2 separate regions of the Homo sapiens genome follow, and region 1 is linked to region 2. A link is a loop called in an ENCODE intact Hi-C map of the cell type or tissue named here. Cell type or tissue: OCI-LY7. All regions are shown on one strand. Links, peaks and the distances in the headings refer to the core of each region. The heading gives the core; the rest is flanking DNA. Region 1 overlaps LOC105371899 (a long non-coding RNA gene). Region 2 has its middle 77 kb from the start of SNHG20.

The links. A loop is a pair of places that touch in the nucleus more often than their neighbours do. Peaks named below come from ENCODE experiments on the same cell type or tissue, not always from the same donor. Only the 100,000 strongest peaks of a DNase experiment are listed, where the experiment ranks them.
Region 1: it touches region 2 in a loop (3-fold over the local background); 5 of 110 quality-filtered maps call a loop at or near these places.

The regions. Positions count from the first base shown.
Region 1 is chr17:76,956,606-76,959,516 of GRCh38, forward strand. The region is part of intron 2 of LOC105371899 (a long non-coding RNA gene); the gene reads right to left. Among named protein-coding and RNA genes, the nearest start is that of MGAT5B, 90 kb to the left of the region's middle. RefSeq lists an enhancer at 1,230-2,143. In OCI-LY7, for the core only: a CTCF peak has its summit at 1,320; DNase peaks (open chromatin) are centred at 566, 1,256 and 1,716; H3K4me3 peaks cover 2,320 bases; H3K27ac peaks cover 1,912 bases.
Region 2 is chr17:77,009,800-77,012,710 of GRCh38, forward strand. No RefSeq gene overlaps it. Among named protein-coding and RNA genes, the nearest start is that of SNHG20, 77 kb to the right of the region's middle. In OCI-LY7, for the core only: CTCF peaks have their summits at 1,567 (motif pointing right) and 1,781; a DNase peak (open chromatin) is centred at 1,572.

The DNA of each region.
Region 1 (2,911 bases), core at 117-2,616, 53 kb before region 2:
CTGGAGGCCGAGCAGCTAGACCTGGGGACCTGCCTTCCCTGTGCTCTGGCCCTGCAGCTGCCCCAGCTGCCTTGGCTGACTTAGAAGGCTCCCAAAGACCCTGTATGTTCCCTAACCCCACCTTCCCACACCCTCCCCTGGGGAAGATCTGACTTCTGGGAGGCAAGAGCCCAGGCAGTTTGGGGTCTCAAAAAAGAGGTCCGTAGGGTTTAGGTTTGTCCACCCCTTTCTGCCCGACCACACTGGCTCCTCCAAGTATCGGCCTAGCACTCTCTAAAAGGGAATCACGTATTCCCTTAAAGGGGGCGGGGCCCTCTTTTCAGGACTGTGCTAGGGTGAGGCTGCCCTGCTCCTCCTTGGCTGTGCAGGTGCAGACCCCACCACCCCATCCCAACAAGCCCGACTCAGAAGGGAAGATGGGGTGAAAGCCCCGTCACGGTCCTCGCGAGAGCCCCGAGCTCCTCACCAGGCTGGCACCTGGCACCCCAACCTGCTGCTTCGGAACTTCCTCTTAGTTTGCACTTCAGCTTCCTCCTCTGTAGAATAAGGGACATAATCCTGGGACACAGGTGTTTTGAGGACTAAAGGAGGTGAGGCAGGTAAGATTCCAGGTGCTGCCTCTGAGATGAGGTGGCTGTTGATGACTGCAAGACACTCAGCTGCTCTGGGGAGCCGCGCTGTCTCCAGGGGCAAGGAGCTGCCGCCCCTCCTAGCAGGAGAGCACAGTAAGGCTCAAGCGGTCCCTGGCTCCCAGCCTGCCGCCACCCAAGATTGGAAACCCCAAACCTGGGGGAACTTCTCACCGCGGCTGCTGGGGGGTGGCTGTCCTTGGGCAGAACAACACAGAAGATGCTGTGGGTTGAATTGTGTTCCCCCCAAAAGATGCATTGAAGGCACCCCTGGTGCCTGTGAATAGGATCTTACTTGGAAATAGGGTGTGTGCAGATGTTCTTCAATTTGAGATGAGGCCAGACTGGATTAGCAGAGGCCTTAAGTCCAATGACTGGTGTCCTTATCAGAAGAGGACCCGGGGACACACAGGGAAGAAATCCCTGTGAAGACAGAGGCAGAGATCAGAGCCATGCAGCTGCGCCAGCAAACACTAAGGCCTGCTGGTGACCGCCGGAAGCTGGGAGGGCAAAGATGGACCCTTCTCTGGCGCCTTCAGAGGGAATACGGCCCTGCTGGCACCCTGATGCTGGACTTCTGGCCTCTAGAACTGTGAGGAAATACGCTCCCGCGGTTTTAAGCCACAGCCGGTGGTAAGTGACTATAACAGCCATGGGAAGCTCACACAGAAGGGGTCAGACTTCTGCTGCCTTTCAAGATAATAAGAGGCTGAGCCACGCATCCCGAGTCGGGAGGTAAACGGCCCCCTAGCCAGGCCGCTGGCTCCAGCATGCAGCCCGCTTTGTCTTTTCGCAGAAAAGCAAAGTGTTTGCTGAAAAAAGGCATCGAAGGAAAGAGAACACAGCTCCCCAGGGATGCAGACCAGTCCCTCCGCCCCAAATAAACACCCACAACACAGACCTTCAGGGCACCTGGGGTGCAGAATCCAGGCGCTTACAGCAGGAGAAGGGGGTGGTCCCCAAGCCTGACTTTTCAGGTTGATTCTGCGCTCCTCTGGGACTGGGCCACTCTCCGAGTCAGCCTGAGATCATCTCCCTCTGAGTCTCAGCTAAAAATAGTCCAGGCTCCGACGTCTGCATATATTTGAATATTGGGCTCAAGAGACCGTGATTCTGGGGAAACGGTGCAGCTGGTTCCCCCTGATGTTGGAGCGTGAAGCCAACAGAGCACGTTCTCCCCATTAAACTCTCAGCTCCCACAGCTGCCCAGGCCTGACCACCAGCGCCTCTTCCTTAGAGACCCTTCGTGGGGTGTCTTCTCCAGTCTGGGGCCCCATGAAGCAGCCCAGAGCTGGGTGGGATTTGGCTTTTGGAGTGCTGGGAGAGTTTCAGGCTGGGGTCTGAGCCCTGGGAGGGCTCCTTGAGCCCACAGCAGATACCCCTGGCCCCCATGGCTCCCCCAGCCCCATGCTGGTGCCCACCCCATCCTTGGACCTCTGAAGGCAGAGGGTGGGTGGAGACTATGAATCCCCCGGCCTTGTCTCAAGCTGGACTTAGACACCCTCACTTTCCCCTCTCTTTTCCCTCTCCCCATCACCATCCGTTCAGCAAACATTCTCCCAGGAGCAGTGCTTGGTAAGGCACTAGGCCCGGAGGGTACAGTCTCCTGTCTAGTAGTGGCTGTGTCCTGAGCCCCTGTGTCCAGGGCTGGGGCCTGCTGAGGACTCAAGTGGGCTTCCTGAATCTGCTGGTGCCTGATTTTAATCAGTTCTGGAGACCGCTCTGCCAATATCTCTGATCTTCCTTCTCCCATAGTGACAGACCCTCTCCCAATCTCCCTGTGCTGGGGATGGGTGTTTTTGCTCTGTCCTTCCACGGAGACCGCAGAACTGAAGGGGCCTGGCTTTATGCAGGGGTCTCGATTCTGCATGTCCATCCCCCAGGCCACACCTCTCATCTCCGTGGAGGAGTCAGAGTCCAAGCCCTGGACCCCAGGACCAGGAAGCCTCGGCCTGCGCTGGCCACACTCACGCAGCCACCGTCTGGTTTTCAGCTCCTGGTTCACTCCGGCCCTTGGGCTTCCCCTCCTTCCTGCAAACTCATCTCTGCCTTAAGCTGGATGTGGATGCTTGTGGTTGTTCCTTTCCTTTCCTTTCCTTCCTTTCTCTTCTTCCCTTTCCTTTCTCTTCTTCTCCCCCTCTCCTCCCCTCCGCTTTTCTTCTCTTCTCTTGACTGAGTCTTGTGCTCTGTCACCCAGGCTGGAGGGCAGTGGCGCGATCCTGGATCACTGCAACCTCCACCTCCTGGGTTCAAGCAATTCTCCTGCCTCAGCCTGTCGCGTA
Region 2 (2,911 bases), core at 290-2,789:
TAACAAAAGGGGAATTGGCGCACCAATAACTGAATATTTTTTCTTTCCACATGTGACAAGGCAGACATGCCTTTGAAATGTGTTTAAAATGACATGAGAAGAAAAAGAAGGAATCAAAATCATAAAGAAAAAACATTTTGAAAATAGAGTAAGCAGACCTGGAAACTAATCAAATAGATCTAGATGTAAAAAATATTTTCATTGAAATTATAAATTAAATTTCTGAGATAAATAGCAGAGAAGAGCACATCGAAGAGAGAATTACAGAAATAGAAGATAAATAAAAGGAAATCATCTAAAATGTAGCACAGAGATATAAAGAGATGAAAAGTATGAAAATATGAAAGCACAATAAGGAAATGTGGAAGACAGAATGAGTAGGTTGAGCATGTGTTTTATAGATTTAGAAGAGATTAAAGACAACGTGAGGTGGGGAGAGGCAAATTCAAAATGCAAAATGACAGGATTTTTCCATAACTGAAGGAACAAGTCATCAAAGTATCACATTATCCAAACAGGGTAAATAAAAAGTAAATACACATCTGGATACACTGTGGAGAAACTAGAGAACATCAAAGACATAGAGATCTTAGAAGAAACCAGCTGGGTGTGGTGGTTCACGCCTGTAATCGCAGCACTTTGGGAGGCTGAGGCTGGCAGATCACCTGAGGTCAGGAGTTCAAGACCAGCCTGGCCAACATAGTGAAACACTGTCTCTACTAAAAATACAAAAATTAGCCGGGTGTGGTGGCGTGTGCCTGTAATCCCAGCTACTCGGGAGGCTGAAGCAGGAGAATCGCTTGAACGTGGGAGGCGGAGGTTGCAGTGAGCTGAGATCACACCACTGCACTCTAGCCTGGGCGAGAAGGCAAGACTCCATCTCAAAAATAAACAAATGAAAAAACAAAACAAAACAAACAAACAAAAAAAGAAACCAAAGAGATAAAACTACTTGCCTAAAAAGAAATAACACTTTGATTAATAGAATTCTCAGCATTGTCCATGGATGCCAGAAGACAAGCCTTTAATATCTTCAAAGCACTGAAGAAGTGTATCTGTTAACCTAGAATTATATGCCCAGCTAAACTATCATCCAAAAGGGAGGGCTAAAATGGAGACATTTTCAGACAAAGGCAGAGAATTTACCATTCATGGATCCTCACTGAATGAACTATTAAGAAGTTTGCTTCCCTTGGAGTGGAAATTAAATCCAGGAGAATTTAAATGATAGTTAACCTAACAAGCATTGCTATAAATAATACTAATATTAATAATGATCATGACAATTAGCCCAGAAGATTAAAAACAAAGTGAAATTGGCCGGGTATGGTGGCTTATGCCTGTAATCCAAGCACTTTGGGAGGCTGAGGCAGGAGGATCACTTGAACTCAGGAGTTTGAAACCAGCCTAGGCAACATAGTGAGGGTTCATCTCTACAAAAAGAAAAAAGAAGAAAAGAAAAAGAAAAAAGACTATAGACCCTCAAAGTCTAAAATATTTACTAACTGGCCCTTTACAGCAAGTTTGCAGACTACTAGTTCAGAATAAAGTTCCTGGGCAGTCCGTACCACATGGGGGCAGTATAGCCTCATTACAACATCAAGATTCAGGGGACGAATAAAATGTGATAATTGACTACAAAACTGGAAGAAAAAAAGTAAAAATAAAATATTAGCCAATAATGGGCAAATCACTTGAGTCCAGGAGTTCAAGACCAGCCTGGGCAACATGGCAAGGTCTTGTCTCTATTAAACATATTAAAATTAGCCATGTGTGGTGGCACATGCCTGTAATCTCAGCTACTTGGGGGACTGAGGTGGGAAGATCACTGGAGCCTGGGAAGTTGAGGATGCAGTGAGCCGAGATCGCACCACTGGACTCCAGCTTGGGTGACAAAGTGAAACTCTGTCTTGAAAAAAAAGAAAAGAAAAAAAGCTAGCCAATAATAACGTGCAAGATGGGAGGACAAAATTAGAGAAAAGACTGATAGGTAAGTTAACAGAAGTAAGTCCAAATATATGAGTAATTACAATAATAGTAAATGTATTAAACTTGCCTATTAATTGACTGAGACTCCTAGAATGAAAAAAAAATCCATCTATCCAAAAGTTTTTTTGTTTTTTGTTTTTTTTTGAAACAGAGTCTCATTTTGTCACCCAGGCTCAAGTGCAATGGTGCGATCTTGGCTCGCTGCAACCTCTGCCTCCTGGGTTCAAGCAATTCTCCTGCCTCAGCTTCCCGAGGAGCTGGGACTACAGGAGCGTGTCACCATGCCCGGCTAATTTTCGTATTTTTAGTAGAGACAGGGTTTCACCATGTTGGCCAGGCTTGTCTTGAACTCCTGACCTCGTGATCCACCTGCCTTGGCCTCCCAGAGTGCTGGGATTACGGGTATGAGCCACCACACCTGGCCATCAAAAGTTTAAAGATACAACTAAACCCGAACAACACAGAAAGATTAAAAATAAAAGTTGAAAGAAATATGTATACAACAGAAAGCTGGTATAGCAATATTAATACCAGACAAATGAGTCATTAAGATAAAAAGCAAGTTGCTAGTCAATTATAAAATAAATAATTCTTCAAGAACTGTACTAATCCTGAGCCTCTGCGCATCTAACCATTTGGTCTCAACTATAGAAACAAAACTGAAGGAGAAACCACCTTGCAATTATAGTGGAAAATTTTAACATCTTTGTTACAAAACTGTAGCTTAAATTAGTAGGAATATAGAAGATTTAAACCACACAACTAACAAGCTTGATTTAGACATACATAGAAACTAAATATTCTTTTTTTTTTTTTCTTTAAGCAGGGCCTTGCTCTGTCACCCAGGGTGGAATGCAGTGGCTCAATCATGGCTTACTGCAGCCTCGACCTCCTGGACTCGAGCAATTCTCCCCACTCAGCC